2 separate regions of the Homo sapiens genome follow, and region 2 is linked to region 1. Evidence: read pairs that join two places in POLR2A ChIA-PET (ENCODE). Cell type or tissue: PC-9. All regions are shown on one strand. Links, peaks and the distances in the headings refer to the core of each region. The heading gives the core; the rest is flanking DNA. Region 1 overlaps CDK13 (cyclin dependent kinase 13). Region 2 holds the start of YAE1 (YAE1 maturation factor of ABCE1).

Evidence for each region. ChIA-PET counts read pairs that join two places held together with the same protein. Peaks named below come from ENCODE experiments on the same cell type or tissue, not always from the same donor. Only the 100,000 strongest peaks of a DNase experiment are listed, where the experiment ranks them.
Region 2: POLR2A ChIA-PET joins it to region 1 with 11 read pairs; 4 of 35 experiments call an interaction of 5 or more read pairs at or near these places.

The regions. Positions count from the first base shown.
Region 1 is chr7:40,002,608-40,011,134 of GRCh38, reverse strand. All of the region lies in intron 5 of CDK13 (cyclin dependent kinase 13), which reads right to left. Among named protein-coding and RNA genes, the nearest start is that of CDK13, 57 kb to the right of the region's middle. In PC-9, for the core only: no CTCF peak of the experiment used is centred there; no DNase peak of the experiment used is centred there; H3K27ac peaks cover 591 bases.
Region 2 is chr7:39,566,036-39,574,506 of GRCh38, reverse strand. YAE1 (YAE1 maturation factor of ABCE1) reads right to left here and starts at 8,103. Exons shown (of 3, transcript NM_020192.5): 1 at 7,960-8,103; 2 at 3,880-4,001; 3 at 1,626-2,230. The coding sequence starts at 8,088. The coding sequence ends at 1,801. It overlaps YAE1-DT (YAE1 divergent transcript), which reads left to right and starts at 8,158. Exons shown (of 3, transcript NR_187579.1): 1 at 8,158-8,364. It also overlaps the pseudogene TMX1P1. RefSeq lists an enhancer at 7,817-8,266. In PC-9, for the core only: no CTCF peak of the experiment used is centred there; a DNase peak (open chromatin) is centred at 8,066; H3K4me3 peaks cover 2,068 bases; H3K27ac peaks cover 891 bases.

The DNA.
Region 1 (8,527 bases), core at 266-8,265:
CTTGTCAGATTCTGAAGTCAGCTGAGATTTGATAGGAATTGTGTTGAATATGTAGATCACTTTGAGAAGTACTGCCATCTTAATAATACTGAATTTTCTAATCGATGAACATGGAATGCCTTTTCATTGTCTTCAATTTCTTTCAATTATGTTTTCTAGTATTCAAGATACATGTCTTGCACTTCTTTTATCAATTTATTTCTAGATGTTTTATTCTCTTTAAGGCCTTTTTAAATTGTTTTCTTAATTCTACTTTGTTCATTACTTGTATACAGAACAATCAATTTCTGCATCTTTTATGCTGCCACTTTGCTGAACTTACTTATTAGTTCTAACAGTTTTTTAGTGCAGGGGTCCCCAATCCTAGTACTGGCCTGTGGCCTGTTAGGAACCAGGCCGCACAGCAGATGAGTGGCAGGTGAGCGAAGTTCCAACTGTTTTTTGTTTTGTTTTGAGATGGAGTCTCCCTCTGTCACCCAGGCTGGAGTACAGACGCATGATTTCAGCTCACTACAACCTCTGTCTCCCAGTTTCAAGTGAAATCTGCCTATGCATCCCAAGTAGCTGGGATTACAGGTGCATGCCACCATGCCCAGCTAATTTTTGTATTTTTAGTAGAGACGGGGTTTCCCCATGTTGTTCAGGCTGGTCTGGAATTCCTGACCTCAAGTGATCTGCCTGCCTTGGCCTCCCAAGGTGCTGGGATTACAGGTGTGAGCCACCACGCCTGGTCCTCCATCTGTATTTACAGTCACTCCCCACTGCTCGCATTACTGCCTGAGCTCCGCCTTCTGTCAGATCAGCAGCAGCATCAGATTCTCATAGGAGCACAAACTCTAGTATGAACTGTGCATGTGAGGGATCTAGGTTGCACACTACTTACAAGAATCTGATGCCTGATGATCTGTCACTGTCTCCCATTGCCCTGAGATGGGACCATCTAGTTGCAGGAAAACAAGCTCAGGGCTCCCAGTGATTCAACATTATGGTGAGTTGTTAATTATTTTATTATATTACGATAATAATAAAAATAAAGTACACGATAAATCTAACGTGCTTGAATCACCCCAAAACCATCCCCACCTCCCCCACAGTCTGTGGAAAAATGGCATGAAACCAGTCCCTGGTGTCAAAAAGGTTGGCGTCCACTGTTTTGGTGGATTCCACAGGATTTTCTCATGCATAAATATACACACACACAAACTAAAGACAGTTTTACTTCTTCCTTTCCCATTTGGACACTTTTTATTTCAGTTTCTTGACTAATTGCCCTGGCAAGAACCTCTAGTACAATGCTGAATACAGGTGGTAGAAGCAGATATCCCTGTTTTTCATAAGATGTCCTTTATCAGGTTGAGGCAGTTCCCTTCTACTTCTAGGTTGCTGAGTGTACCCTGGATTTGGGAGTATAAATTGGCACCTTTTTTCTGGAAAACAACTTGGTAATATATGTCAAGAAGTTTCAGAATTTAAAAACTTCGGTCTATCAATTCAATTCCTATTGATCTATTTAAGGAAATAATCAAATGTTAAAAAAAGAAATGTTTACCCCTAAGGACATTCAGAATGGAAGGAAATCTGGTTCTAGTATCTATGACCCACTGACTGCTAGGATTGATGCAACAGCTGCTCATTATGTAAGACTTTTGTCCTCAATTCTTCATTCCTAACCAAACCAGTAATTCAGAATTGATTAGGACTTTTCTTAGCACATGAAGCCTCTGCTTTAACTAAAGGCATATGAATAGTGGCAGGTACCTGCTAGAATATCCAAGCATAAAACTTCAATAGAAGGAACTATAATGAAATGCCTAAAGGAACTTAAATATGCAAAATGGAGGAATAAAATATAGTTCAGGCTACATTTCACCCAAGTGACATTATGCCATTACAAAAGCATTTTATTAAATAAGACAATAAAAGAAGCAGAACCTTCCATTTGGTAATCAATAATCATACAGATGTGAGAAAAGAGACACTAGAGGAAAATATAGACAAATGATGATAGTGACATTATCTGGGTCATCTTATTTTCTCTTTTACACTTTGTTTTTCAAATATATGACAAATATTTATTTTATCATCAAGTAAAGAAAACCTACACATTAACATTCTTCTTTCTCCTCTTCTGCCCCACCCCCAAAAAGGTACTAACTCTACACAGTAACAGTACTATGCCAACAAAGGGGCAGAATCCTAAAACTATGAATGCCTGACCTTATACCTTAATTGTAAATTTGATATAAAATTCCAGATAAAAATAAAATGTAGAACGCAGACTATTTTGTAAGTTTTATCTTTTACATAACATAATGAATAACATGATAAAGTAACTTATGAGTGACTTTCAACCCTGCCTTAACATGCTGCTGGAAGCCGCACTGTTACAGGAACATGTTATTTTCAATTAAAAAAACCCTGCAAGTTCATTTCTCTTTTTAGGAGGGGAAAAAAAGATACATAGTTTACAGTTGCTAAGAACAGACTCCTTAGCAAAGCTCCCTGACTTATTGGGTAGGTTCCACAGTGAGTTACTGTTTAAGTTTTTTCACTTCTTTTGAAACTCAACACCTTCAACTGAAATTCCAACAATTACAGATTAACTAACAATAAAGAAAAATCTCTAGGCAGAAACAGGTTTGTCATTCATGTATTAGTCTGATTCAGTTCTGGCAGTGTTTGCTGATTCTTCTGGTTCCAGAAACTAGGTTGAGTCAGGGACCAGATGTTTGTTTGTTTAATATCCCCAGTATTTAGATGGACATTATTCAATGCTAAGATGATGAAAATGTTCTGTAACTTCATTGTCCAAAATGTAGCCAGTAGCTACACGTAGCTACAGAGCACTTGGAACATGAATAGTGCAGTTAAAGAACTAAACTTTTGATTTTATGTAATACTAATTAACTTAAATAGCTACATGTGGCTAGTGGCTACTGCACTGGCCAGCCCAGATCTATCTAGAAACTAGCACAATAAACATTTGTGGAAAGAAAGAATGAACAAATCAATGTTGCTTTCTTCTCAAACCTCAGGAGATATCAGCAGTTCTAAACTGCGGGAATATAAATTCAGACCTAGAAAAACACAAGGTAAATAATTTGGAAGCTAGGTATTCTTTAGGAGATATGCCGATCTTTCATTGTCTTGTAAAAACAAGTCATGACACTAATAATTAGAATGCCCTCCACTATACCTATCCAAACTGCACCCACCTTTAACATTCCACCTATTCCACAGAACATTCCTACCTCTCCATTTCATTCATTCACTTACTCAAAATTTAATGATAATCAACTGTGTGCTGCACACAATGAACACAAAGAATAAAATTGAGTCCCTGCTCTCAGAAATACAGTAAGAATAAGATATGAAAACATGACAAGTTATATGAAAATACAAGTTATGGCTGGGCGCGGTGGTTCATGCCTGTAATCCTTGCACTTTGGGAGGCCGAGGTGGGTGGATCACTTGAGGTCAAGAGTTCAAAACCAGGCTGGCCAACATGGTGAAACCCCGTCTCTACTAAAAATAGAAAAAAATTAGCTGGGTGTGGTGGCGGACATCTGTAATCCCAGCTATTCAGGGGCTGAGACAGGAGAATCACTTGAACCCGGGAGGCAGAGGTCGCAGTGAGCCAAGATCATACCACTGCACTCCAGCCTGGGTGACAGAGCGAGACTCCGTCTCAAAACAAAAACAAACCAAAGCAAAAATACAAGTTATATGAAAGTACTATTACAGAATTACGTATGACATGCAATTCAAGTATACAGGAGCACCTAACACTGTTTGGGAATCAGAGAGTACACAGGGAGTGACATGTGAGGACTTCTTCCCCGGACCAAACAGTGACATGTTGCCACAAGCATTTGCTATAGAATACTGTCTTCTTGATTTTTAGGAAAATTCCACACTAGAGTGCTCAAATTCCCTCATTATAAAAACACTAATATTCCAAGTATTATAGCTAAATTAATTACGGGATAGTAATTATAATACTGATGTTTGGGTGTCCAGGATACCATGTTAAGTTTAAGTACCAAAACACTGTTAAGTAGGAAGATTTTATGTGAAATTTACAGTTAAGGTATAAGGTCACAGATTCATAGTTTTAGGATTCTACCCCTCTGTGTAGTACTGTTACTATGCAGAGTTAGTACCTTTTTGAGGGTAGGGCAGAAGAGGAAAAAGAAGAATGTTAATGTGTAGGTCTTACCAGCAGAGACTGGTACATTTCAGTTTAGGAATTTTTTTAATCTGAATACTGAAATATTTACATCTTGAAATAAAGATCAATGACTCGAGTTTTTACTTCATACAGCATAAAAATCTTCTCTAGCAAGATAATTTGAGACACAGTCTCACTCTGTCGCCCAGGCTGGAGTGCAGTGGCGCAATCTCGGCTCACTGCAACCTCTGCCTCCCGGGTTCAAGCGATTCTCCTGCCTCAGCCTCCATAGTAGCTGGGATTACAGGCGTGTGTCCCCACACCCAGCTGGCCTCTTGGCCAGGCTGGTCTGGAACTCCTGACCTCTGGTGATCCGCCCGCCTCAGCCAACCAAAGTGCTGGGATTACAGGTGTTAGCCACCACACTCAGCCTACCCAGAGAATTATAAACAGCACTAAAATGTTTAATATTTAATTAAATATTATTTTACTCATTCAGAAAGTATTTTTCTACAACTTTGTAATCCTCAGTGAAAGGAAGAAAGTAACAAAGAAAAGCTTATGTTGCAAAATAATTCTTTTATTTTCAGCAAATGCATCTCCATCCATAATCTGTTGCAGTATAAACACCCAACAGTTCAAAGACTTTTTGAACAGTCAAATATGAACATAAATACTGAAACTAATGTAAGTAACTGCATCCCACTCTCCTTCCATACATGAAGAAACTGAGTACCTAGAGGAACACGAAAGGCTCTCTCTGATCCCAAAACCCCACCTTGCTAACAATAAAAGATTAAAAATCAGACAAAAAGGTTCAAAGTTCCCCTCAAAGTGATTAAAAGAGATGAAACTATATGCAGATGAAAGCGTTAGGAGGAAATTTCAGAATCAGTTTATCCCCTGTCCATTCACCCAATTAGTTTAGAAAAAGTTTCTTCAGGCCAAGTGTGATGACTCACGCCAGTCCCAGCACTTTGGGAGGCCAAGGCAGGAGGATCAATTGAGCCAGGAGTTTGACGCCGGCCTTGGGGAACATGACAAGCCTCATCTCTACAAATCACTTTTTAAAAAATTAGCCAGGCACGCTGTCATGCGTGTGTGGTCCCAGCTACTTGGGAGGCTGAGGCAGGAGGACTGCCTGAGGTCAAGGCTGCAGTAAGCCCTGATTGCATGCCACCGCACGCTAGCTTGGGTGACAGAATGAGACCCTGTCTCAAAGAAAAAACAAAACAAAAAACAAGAAAAATCTTCTTCAGCATCTGCAAGTTTCTACACAAAAATATACCCATGACTTGGTGATACCACTTAACCCTCTGTTTCTTAAGAATAATTCCTTTTTTAAGACGCAATAAAATTTCACTTTTGGCAGGGCACAGGGGCTCACGCCTGTAATCTAAGCACTTTGGGCGGCCAAGGCAGGCAGATCACTTGAGGTCAGGAGTTCCAGACCAGCCTGGCCAACATAGCGAAACCCTGTCTCTACTAAAAACATAAAAATTAAAAATTAGATGGGTGTAGTGACACACACCTGTAATGCTGGCTACTTGGAAGGCTGAGGCACGAGAATAGCTTGAATCTGAGAGGCAGAGATTGCAATGAGCTGAGACCATGCCACTGCACTCCAGCCTGGGCAACAGAGCAAGACTTGGGTCTCAAAAAAAAAAAAAAAATTCACTTTAAATAATTAATTGAAATTAATAACCTTCGTGATTAACTTTTTCTCATTTTTAAGTAAAGCTAAGTTTTAAAAAAATATATTTATGATGTTTTCCTTTTTTTTTTTTTTGAGACAAGAGTCTCGCTCTGTCACTTAGGCTGGAGTGCAATGGTGCAATCTCGGCTCACTGCAACCTCCACCTCCCAGGTTCAAACAATTCTCCTGCTTCAGCCTCCTGAGTAGCTGGGACTATAGGCATGCACCACCATGCCTGGCTAATTTTTGTATTTTTAGTTGAGATGGGTTTCACCATGTTGGCCAGGCTGGTCTCAAACAACTCTTGACCTCAGTCGGGTGATCCACCTACCTCGGCCTTCCCTAAGTGCTGGGATTACAGGTTTAAGCCACTATGCCAGGCATTTATGATGTTTCTCTTACACAACTAATAGCTTAGTTAGTTATAACAGTGCAAATGTTTATATTTTTAAAAGTTAATATTTTTACTTGATTTTTGTATTGTTTCTAATTTGCATATTTACATTGTTTAACTTTTGCTTTTTAATGTTTATATGTTCTAATACACTCATTTTAGATTAGCCCATAACATTTAACCAGTGTTATTGAACTGTCTTTATGCTCTAACTAGACAATCAAATTTAGTTTAATACCACACAGCATGGCAATCACAATTAGTGTAATGTCATACAGCTAGCATGCTCAGGATTAGACTTCAAATCTAGTTCCCTTTTCGGAAAATCATGTTGCTTCATCATAGTTCCCATCAAAATTATTAGATTCATTTAAGAAATAATTATGTTTTAAATTTTATAACCTCTCACATTCTCTAATGCATTTAAGTAATTCTAGGTACCTACATGTAACTTCTCACATAGTAGAACACATTCTTATTTATCATGATGCATAGAATTACAAACAGGATTATGGTAGGAAGAAAGATGATGAAGGGTGCAAATAACACAAAAATCTATGATTTCTGAAATGCAGCGCTAGGCACTGAGGAGAAACAAAACTAAAAACAAAGCAAAATACAAAGGCTCTGGGAATTTATAACCTGATAAAGAAAATAAATTATGACCATAATTATAATACCAGGAAGACTATTAATATATTCACAAGTAGTACTGTTTAAGTATTAAAGTATAAATAGGATTATTAAAAAAAATAGAGCTCATATATTCATTCAACAATTAGTCATTCAGCACATTCTATGGTCCAGCCACTGAGCTAGGTAGGAGGCACAACAGTGAAGAAAACAGGTATGGTTCCCAGCTATCTGTACAGAAACAAGTAACAAACCATTATAATTATTCCCACTTATTAGGAAACATTAAATTGTCTGTGTCTATACGTAGTAGAAAGTGGGAAGACTGATCAGGTAAGGCCTCACTAATGAATAAAGCAACATTCAGGCTGAGACCTCAGGCGTGAGAAATTAGCCTTTCAAATTGTGCATGCGTGCATGTGTGAATGAGTGTGTGGGTATGTGTGTGTCTGTCAAGCTTGGTGGGCAATCAAAATGGCATAGATGGGATTGGAGAAGTAGGCAGGGAGGTGATCTCACAGATCAAAAAAGCAGGACGTCCCTGGTATGCTGGAGGAAAATCAAATACACTGATTTGGCTAGAGCCTGAGGTTAATGCAAAACAAACAGCATTTGCACAAACTTTCATGTTTAAAAGTCTTAATTCTAACTATGAAAGACAATGTTTCCCTTTTATGGATGAAGGGATAACAGACTCAAAAGGGCTAAAAGTCTTGCTAATAAGGCCACACCACTAATACACTAAGTCTCAAGACCCAGACATTCTAATTTAAGTCACACCAGTACCCCATCAACCACACAATAAGTAGTAATGAAAAATAAAGTTAAAAAGACAAACCAGGGTAAAAGTCAGGCTGAGAAATGAAAGCTTTACTAGGGACAAAAACTAACAGAAGTGACATCAATTAAAATGATGATTCTGAACTCCATATTGTACTTTCAAACAGTTCCTTTATGCAAAATAACTACCATGTAGTTTATCAATCATTTTGAATTGTGTCCCTCAACAGAGTAAGAGAGAGAGAGAGAGAGAGTGTGTGTGTGTGTGTGTGTGTGTGTGTGTGTGTGTGTGTGTGTGTGTGTGTGTAGCTGGGGAAGACAGGAGTCTAAGTACCATGTTCAATCAGAACATACCTACTTTAATCTTTTTCTTTTCGTTTTTAGAGATAAGGTCTTGCTCTGTCACCGAGGTTGGAGTGCAGGGTGCAATCACAGCTCACTGAAGCCTCTATCTCCTGCACTCAAGAGATCCTCCTGCCTCAGCCTCCTGAGTAAATGGAACCAAAGGCATGTACCACCAAGCAGGGCCAATTTTCTGGTTGTTTTTTTTTTTTTTTTTGTAGAGATGGGCTCTCGTTATGTTACCTAGGCTGGTCTTGAGCTCCTGGGCTCAAGTGATCCTCACACCCTGGACTCCCAAAGTGTTTGGCTTATAGATGTGAGACACTGTGTCTGCTTTATGTTAGATTTAGTTTGAGAAAAAGTTTTGCTGTTTGCAAACCTCAGAATACAGTCAGTAAACTTTGGTTCTAAAATCTCATAAAGATTTAAATGTAAGATTTATATAAAGATCCTATATTTACATCTAAAATATAAGATTTAAGATTTTATGAAGATTTAAATCTAAAATCTT
Region 2 (8,471 bases), core at 472-8,471, 440 kb after region 1:
CCTGCTTTGGCCTCCCAGAGTGTTAGGATTACAGGCATGAGCCACTGCACCCAGCGGATTTTTTTCATTTTACTAGAGACAAAGTCTCACTATGTTGCCCAGCCTGGTCTTGAACTCTTGGACTCAAGTGATCCTCCTGTCTTCACCTCCCAAAGTGTTGAGATTACAGGTGTGAGCCACTGTGCCTGGCCCCTTCTGTACTTTTTAAAAGGCAAAACAAGTTCGAGAGATGTTTTCAATCCAATAGTCTCAACTAGCTAATTCTCCTGATTTCATTTTCGACAAAAATCTGTACAAACACACCATATGTAGCCAATGGTGGCAATGGGTGTTATCTTCAGGGAATCTTATCAGGAAAAGCCTAGATAAAAATCTCAAGATTTACCACACCCATGACATTTTTACTTAGGGTGGCCTTGAGATGCATCCTTAGAGGTATTTCATATGTATATGCACGGCACAGCAACATTAAAAAGACTTTAGAGGCTGCTTATAATACCCATATTCCATGTGGAGTTGAGATTTGGGCTGTGTCCATAAACATGGAAACATATATTAACAAGACAAACTAGTAAATCTCTGAAAAACAGTCTTCACACCTGGAGAGATCGAAGAGCTTTTTTTAGCCAGCTGTCAAATGGCACTGGTATCTTCAGCGGGGGTTTTAATAAATCCTGAAACTCAATATGGCTTTCTGATTTTAAATCTGTTGCTTCAATTTCTTAATGTTCTTCTGTGAACTTTGAGGAGGGTCATAGTACAGTGTACATTTTTAATCTCTTGAAAAGATATACTTTGTCAGATTCTTCATCTCAATATGCCTGTCTTTCAGCTTAGATGGTAGGTATAAATAGGGGTGAAAGAGCAATTAAGGCTACCAATGAGGGACAATTATTTCAGTGCCTTTGAAGTCAGGTATCTCATATAAACTTGTGTTTCAGGTGAATAAAAGTGCTGAGAAATCCTCTCCTGATTCTGAGTTTAGATCCTGGAGTAAAAATTTGAATCTAATTTTGTCCATGCTAGACTAAGAATATTACCTCAAGGTAATATAGAAGTCAGTGGTTTCAGTGTTTTACTCCTATGTGAATATGAAATATACTGCAGTTTAAAATAATCTGGCACACTGTTAGGCAATATTACTAACTCCTTACTACTTAGAAAAACTAAGTAGGCATTTTCCTTAGACTTTAGCATAAAATATATTTTCTATGTTTTTCATAAAACTGAATGTCCTTACTTTTAATTAACACAAAACTAAAACACATTTTAGTATTTTGCTGTTAACCATTTAATCAACAGCATAAACACTGCTTCAGTTTCTCACAGTCTCTTAATTTCAATATATATCTACATATCTATATCTATATATCTGTCTGTGTGTCTATATTTACGTTAACTATTAAGTTATTTTTATAACTTTGGTTTGGTGAGGTCCTGACCACCTAATAGTGACAGGAGGTAGAAGTAGGGGTAGGTCCTTACAAAATATGTTTAATTCTTGTTCACTTTTGCTAATGAGTCTGAAAACACTTCATTTTGACCACAAGTTTGGAAATGTCAATGACAGTAGAAATTTCTGACCATATCTTAAAACTACATAAAAATTACCAGTGACAAAGAAAAAAGGCTTATATTACATTTAATAGTGTTAATTTTGAAGACAATAGTGTTAATTTCAAACTTCCATAAAGGGTAACCCTACAGTTGAGGTGTTTGATGCAGAAACCAGTACAAATTTCGATTGTTAGGAAACCAAATGTTCTGAACATTATTTTCATTAGAAAAGGGAAGGTAATTTTATAGTTGTTTGAGGTGTTGTAATACATCTACTGATAGGCCCAGCTGTTTAACTAAACTGGCTGTCTGTTCCAAAATCCATGTGGGGCTTGGGTTTTCTGAATGTGCATGCTCCTGTGTTCTACAACATTCTACATATGAACAATCTATCCCACTATGGCTCTTGCTACAGTTTTTGTTAAACTCAGCATTATTTTCACAGAGTCTTTCATCTTTAGCTTCATCAATCTTTTTCTCAGCTGGAACTACATGACAAAGGTCCATATCCTCAATGGAGTCCAATAAATCTACAACATGGGACGGTGGAGTGATTGATTTCAGATGTTTGAGCACATACTCTTCACACTGGCCAACTGCATCCAGAAGATTGTTTATTTTATTGATCAAAGTTGAATTATTATTATGAAGGTGACACCAGGAGAGCAAAGCACTGAACAAAAGTATAAACAAGGGTTAAATAGCAAAATAGGACTTAAAAATATAAGACTATCTTTCAATAACAATTAAACGATTGGACTTAATCATAAAACTGTTTATAATTCATAACCCCTCTTTCATAACTCTATATACGCTTTTCCTGATTTTATATTTTTCTCTTATGACTATGTAATATCTGTTGAAGATGAATACAACTCCGAGAAAGAAAAATTAGTTTCTTCTTTAAGGACATTAAACAGCTTCTTAACTAGCAATTCTCAATCATGGATGCACATTAGAATCACCTGAAGAGCTCTGACCCCTATCAAGGCCCAGATTATACTCCACACCAATTAAATCAGAATCTCAGGGGGTATCTTTTTTTTAAGTTTCAGAGTTAAGGTGCAACCAAAGTTGAAAACCATCGTTCTAAGCACATAGTTGCTTGCCATCAAGAATGAAGGTTAGAGAAAAGAAGTTTTCAAGAGACTTCACTTTCCTGGGCTTATGTCACAGAGTAGAAACTGTTTGCTGAACTACTAACAATTTCCTTGAAAAAGGTAAAAATTCTTCTAGTCCTAACAGATTTAATATTATAGTCATGTCATAAAATAATGATTATTATGAAAAGTATTTAAAAATAGAATCCATTGATATAAAAGATTCAGCAGTAGCTTTCTAAGGTTATGTAACATCAACTTGATGATGTGAATATTCACATTGTTTTCCTACTGTAGCAGACTAAATTCTGGTTCCTAATAGTTGGATTTTCTAAAATCCCAAATACAATAAATTTTTCGGTTTGTTTTGGTAACTTTTATCATCTACTCTTCTTTAAAATTAGCGATTCTTTGAAGCATTTTTTTTTTCTCTACCAAGGACAGTGTAAAGGGTATAAAGCAGGGGTGTCCAATCTTTTGGCTTTCCTGGGCCACATTGGAAGAACTGTCTTGGGCCACACATAAAATACATTAACACTAATGATAGCTGATGAGTTAAAAAAAAAAAAAAAAGAAAAAAGAAAAAATATCATGAAAAAAATTTCATAATGCTCATATTGTTTTAAGAAAGTTTATGAATTTGTGTTGGGCCATATTCAAAGCCGTCCTGGGCCACATGTGATATGCAGGCCACTGGTTGGACAAGCTTGGTATAGAGCATCAAACTGGACAAGGCTGCTAGGCTCCTGGCTCTGTGTATCATTTGACCATTTGGCTCCGATATATGCCATTATTGCAATGGCATCCTGACAAGTATTCAATGTTCAGGACTAAAGTAAATTAAATCAATTTTATCTTAATTACCAACTATTTTCATCATGTACTTCTAGTCTAGAGGTCTGTCATACTGTGTGGAAGTACTACAAGTTTTATTCAAAATCTGAAGACCTTTCAATGAGATAGATAATTGTTCAGGTAGCAGAAGTATACATCTTCTTACCATTTCTTTGCACGAAAAGACAATATGTAGTTCACACATTAAAGTAGATGAGCTGATAAAGATTTTGACTTTTTGAAGGCAATATAATTCTATGATCTGCGACACGCTTTAGTGTATTTAGCACCAGGAAAAGCATTTCAGTTTAAACACTTTATTTATACAGAAACATCCTCCAGTAGTATTGAGGTTAAAATGATTCAGCATTTAGACTTTAAAAATTACCTCAATGTTCCTCGGAGTCGTCCATAGTTTAAAATGACTTCTGCACCTTTCTTATAACCTTGATTGAAGCCCTGTTGAAGAGTAACTGCTTTGCCAGCATCTATTCCATCTCTATAACCTTCCTAAAAATAAGTAATGGAGAAGTGCAGCTGTAACTAAGTATATACATGTAGGCTTTTCTAGAAAAGTACAGAACCAATTTAGAAAGCAGATGAATTAGGCCTTTACTGTGTTACTGACCATAATATGGCATAACAATATAACTAAAGCAGACTATGCTTCTCCTAAGTTTATTATTGGTTTATCATTACTTATCCCACTTTTGAAGTCTAGAGTTACCGGGCAATTTTTAAAACACTGATAGTCACAGTTTTTAAAAAACCTAGTGTTGGGCCGCCACGCTTGCTGTGAGGTGGGCAAGCGGCAGACATGGCACCCTCCAGGAGTCTTGCAGTTCCGCTGGCAGTCCTGGTACTGTTGCTTGGGGGTGCTCCCTGGACCCACAGGCGGCAGAGCAACGTACGCATCATCACAGACAAGAACTGGAGAGAGCTGCTGGAAGGAGGCTGGATGATACAATTTTATGCCCCGTGGTGCCCTGCTTGTCAAAACCATTAACCGGAATGGGAAAGTTTTGCTGAATGGGGAGAAGATCTGAGGTTAATGTTGTGAAAGTAGATGTCACAGAGCAGCCAGGACTGACTGGACAGTTTACAATAACTGTTCTTCCTACTATTTATCATTGTAAAGATGGTGAATTTAGGCATCCTCAGGGTCCAAGGACTCAGAAGGACTTCATAAACTTTATAAGTGATAAAGAGTGGAAGAGTATTGAACCCGTTTCATCATGGTTTGTTTCAGGTTCTGTTCAGATGAGTAGTACGTCAGCACTCTTTCAGCTATCTACGTGGATCAGGACTTGCCATAACTACTTTATTGAAGACATTGGATTGCCAGTGTGGGGATCATATGCTGTTTTTCCTTTAGCAACTCTGCATTCTGGACTGTTACTAGGACTCTGTATGATATTTGTGGCAGGTTGCCTTTGTCCTTCAGAAAGGCACACACCACAGCCATACCCTTCAAAAAAATTATCAGAATCTGCTCAACCTTTGAAAAAACTGGAGGAAGAACAAGAGGCGGATAAAGAAGATGTTTCAGAAGAAGAAGCCAAAAGTAAAGAAGGAACAAAGACTTTCCACAGAATGCCATAACACAACACTCTCTGGGTCCATCACTGGTCACAGATAAATTGTATAGTTATCTTAATATCATGATTTTGATAAAAACAGAAGACTGATTATTTCTTTTGGTTTGAAGTGAACTGTGACTTGCTTGTATATTACAGCATTCAGTCTAGATTGTCATTAAATTGAAGACTCTACATTCAGAACATAAAAGCACTAGGTATGTAAGTTTGAAATATGATTTAAGGACAGTATGGTGGTTTAACTAGTTCTCTAATTTTTGAAAAATCTTGCCAAACAATAAGATTTATGTATATTTGTTTAATAATAACCTGTTTCAAATCTGAGTTTTGAAAATTTACATTTCCCCAGTATTGCATTATTGGGGTACTTAAGATTATTTTAGAGAAAAATATTTCTCATTTGATATAATTTTTCTCAGTTTCATGTGTGTGAAAAAAGGAAAGTATTTCCCATAAATGGGAACTTTGCCCACTGTCTCAAGAAATATATATTTCAGTGACAATTCCGTGGTTTTAGAGATATATTCCAAAATTTCCTCATATTTTTAAGTTATGCAACTAATAAAAACTACCTTACATTAATTAGTTGCAGTTTTCTACACATGGTAATATAGGATAAGCTACTGATTTAGGAAGTTTTAAAGTCCATGGTATTCTCTCGATTCCAATAAAGGTTGATTTTCTCTTGTATTTTTCTTATTTATTACGGGTTACATTTTTTATTTTTCAAATTGGATAATATCCTGGAATTATCTTTTATGATTTAGTAAACAGCATTTTTTGTTGTTGTTTCAAACTGAAGTTTACTGAGAGATCCATCAAATTGAACTGTCTGTTGATAATTTAAAATTTTGGCCATTCATTTCAGATTTTAAATCATTCTTGCTGAACTACTTGAAATTGTCTTTTAAAATTTTTCTTTTTGGATGTGAAGGTGAACATTCCTGATTTTTGTCTGATGTGGAAAAGTCCTGGTATTTTACATTTTGAAAATTCACAGAAGGTTAATATAAAACAAAGTTTGCATTCTACTCAGGAAAAAGCATCTTCTTGTATATGTTTTAAATGTATCTTTGGCATCATATACAGAAAGTTCTTAATTAATTTTACAGTCTGTAATGCTTGATGTTTCAAAATCATTAACTATATATATATATATTTATTATTATCATTATTTTTTGAGATGGAGTCGCGCTCTGTCACCCAGGCTGGAGTGCAGTGGCATGACCTCAGCTCACTGCAACCTCTGCCTCCCGGATTCAAGTGATTCTTCTGCCTCAGCCTCCCAAGTAGCTGGGACTATAGGTGCACGCCACTATACCCGGCTAATTTTTGTATTTTTAGTAGAGATGGGGTTTCGCCACACATTTTTATATTTTAAGATACAAACTTCATATTTTCCTGTTCTTTCCTAACTGCTAATATTGTGTGGTATCTTACAGGTAGAAATCAACAGGATGGTACACTTAGTGTATTTTTACTCCTTAAAGAGCATACTCCTTAAAGGGCATACATAGTTTTCACCTTACAAGAAGGGGGAAAACCATAAATACAATGAATCAACTGACCATTATGTAGTAGACAATTTCTGTAATGTCCCCTTCTTTCTAGGCTCTGCGGATAGGAGAATCCACTAGACTTATAGTAGCATAATGTACAAGTTTTCTTTAAAGGTCTCTCCTTTAGAATATAAAATATTATACCATTGAAGAGTTTGGATGTGTAACCTGTGATGCCTTAGAAAAATATCCTAAGCACAAAATAAACTTTTCTAATCACTTCAAAAGATTAAAAAAACCAAAAAACAAAAAACAAAACCCAGCATTAGCAATGTCTTCACAAAAAGGATATATGGAAAATTACACATCTGGGCTCTTGCCAACTGATTGGAATGGTGTGGGTGGGTGAGGAGACAGGGCAAAGCAGAGAGAGGAAATTGTTTAAAAAAAAAAGGATGATGAGAAGTCTGGTTTCAGAAATTTTGCATAATACCTAAATTCAACTAACCTGCAAAAGCTCTGTGGGTAGTGATTTCGTTCTGCATCTCTCACGGTGCCACAGCATTTAAAAGATGCTCAATACTTATTAGTGTGGCCCCAGTCTCACATAAAGCATTTTTGTAATTGACAACATGGTTTTTGGGCTAAGCAAATACCACTCTACTGAAATATTAAACAGGGCAGATTCCCAACTGCAGCTTTAGCGGCAATTTAATGGTTGGCAAATATATTAAGTGGATGTGGACCTCACTATTTGGTCCTCACCCAGAAATACTGTAGGCTGCACACAGAAATTAAGCTTAGTTTCAATGAATAGTGAGACAAATTAGAGATGAAAAAGTTACATCTAACAAATAAAAAAGAAACCAACTTTAATATTCCCTTACCTAGACACCAGTATTCCACATTAGCTTTCCCTTATTGTCCTCTGACAGCATGCTTTAGTTCATCTTTTCAATATGTCTTGATTAACACTACTCCTTAACTTTAGGCTCCCTACCCATTCAAGCCACCCATATAAACTGCGTACACGTCCTTTGACAGCCATAATAAGTATAGTGTATGTTTCTCTCCAGCTCCTTTCCCTGTGATCCTCAACAAACTGCAAACTGTTCAAAGTCTACACATAGTTAATTTTGGTCGGTCCTCAGTTTCTAACGCATCCCGTAGGCGCTCAAAGAATGCGTCTTGTTGTTTTACACGCTTTCAAGTAACCATCGAGAAATCCTAGCAAGACGCGGGTCGGACCGGGTCCCTAGGGATAAAGAGAGCAGCGCCGGGCCAGGCTGGGGCCACTCTGGACCCAGCTTCTTCACAACTCCGCGCCTCTTCCCACAACCCAGCACCCCGCGCCGTCCACACCACGTTTACTTTGACTCGTCTTTGCATGTTACTCTGCCATTCCCGCTGCGCCAGGAGCGACTCGTCTGCTTCTTCGTCAAACACGTCCCCTTTGTCTCCAGGGCCCTGGATCAAGGAGGCTGCTTGAACCCACGACATCACCGAGGCAATTACGGGGTCGCAGGCCACCGGAAGCGCCAACAACTCCTTCCGGTCCGAAGGCGGGGCGAAGACGGCGAGTGGAGGCTCGGGAGGGGCTGCGTGTGCGCGGAGGCGGGCTGTGGCCCGTGGCCGCCGCCGGAGCCTTTCGCTTGCGGTGATTTTGGGCTCCCTCGGTTGGCAGTGTTGATGTGTGCCTGTGAGTTGTGAGCGAGGCAGATTTCCTCGCGTGGCCGGCACGACCTTCACCTTTGCAGAAGGCAACCGGGACCCTCAGTGAGACACCTTCCATTTCCACCGTAGTCTTACCATGGTCTGGGTTTTACATTCGCGCGCTTTGGTAAACTATTAAAGGTAGTAAAGTCGATGGGCGATTACCACCC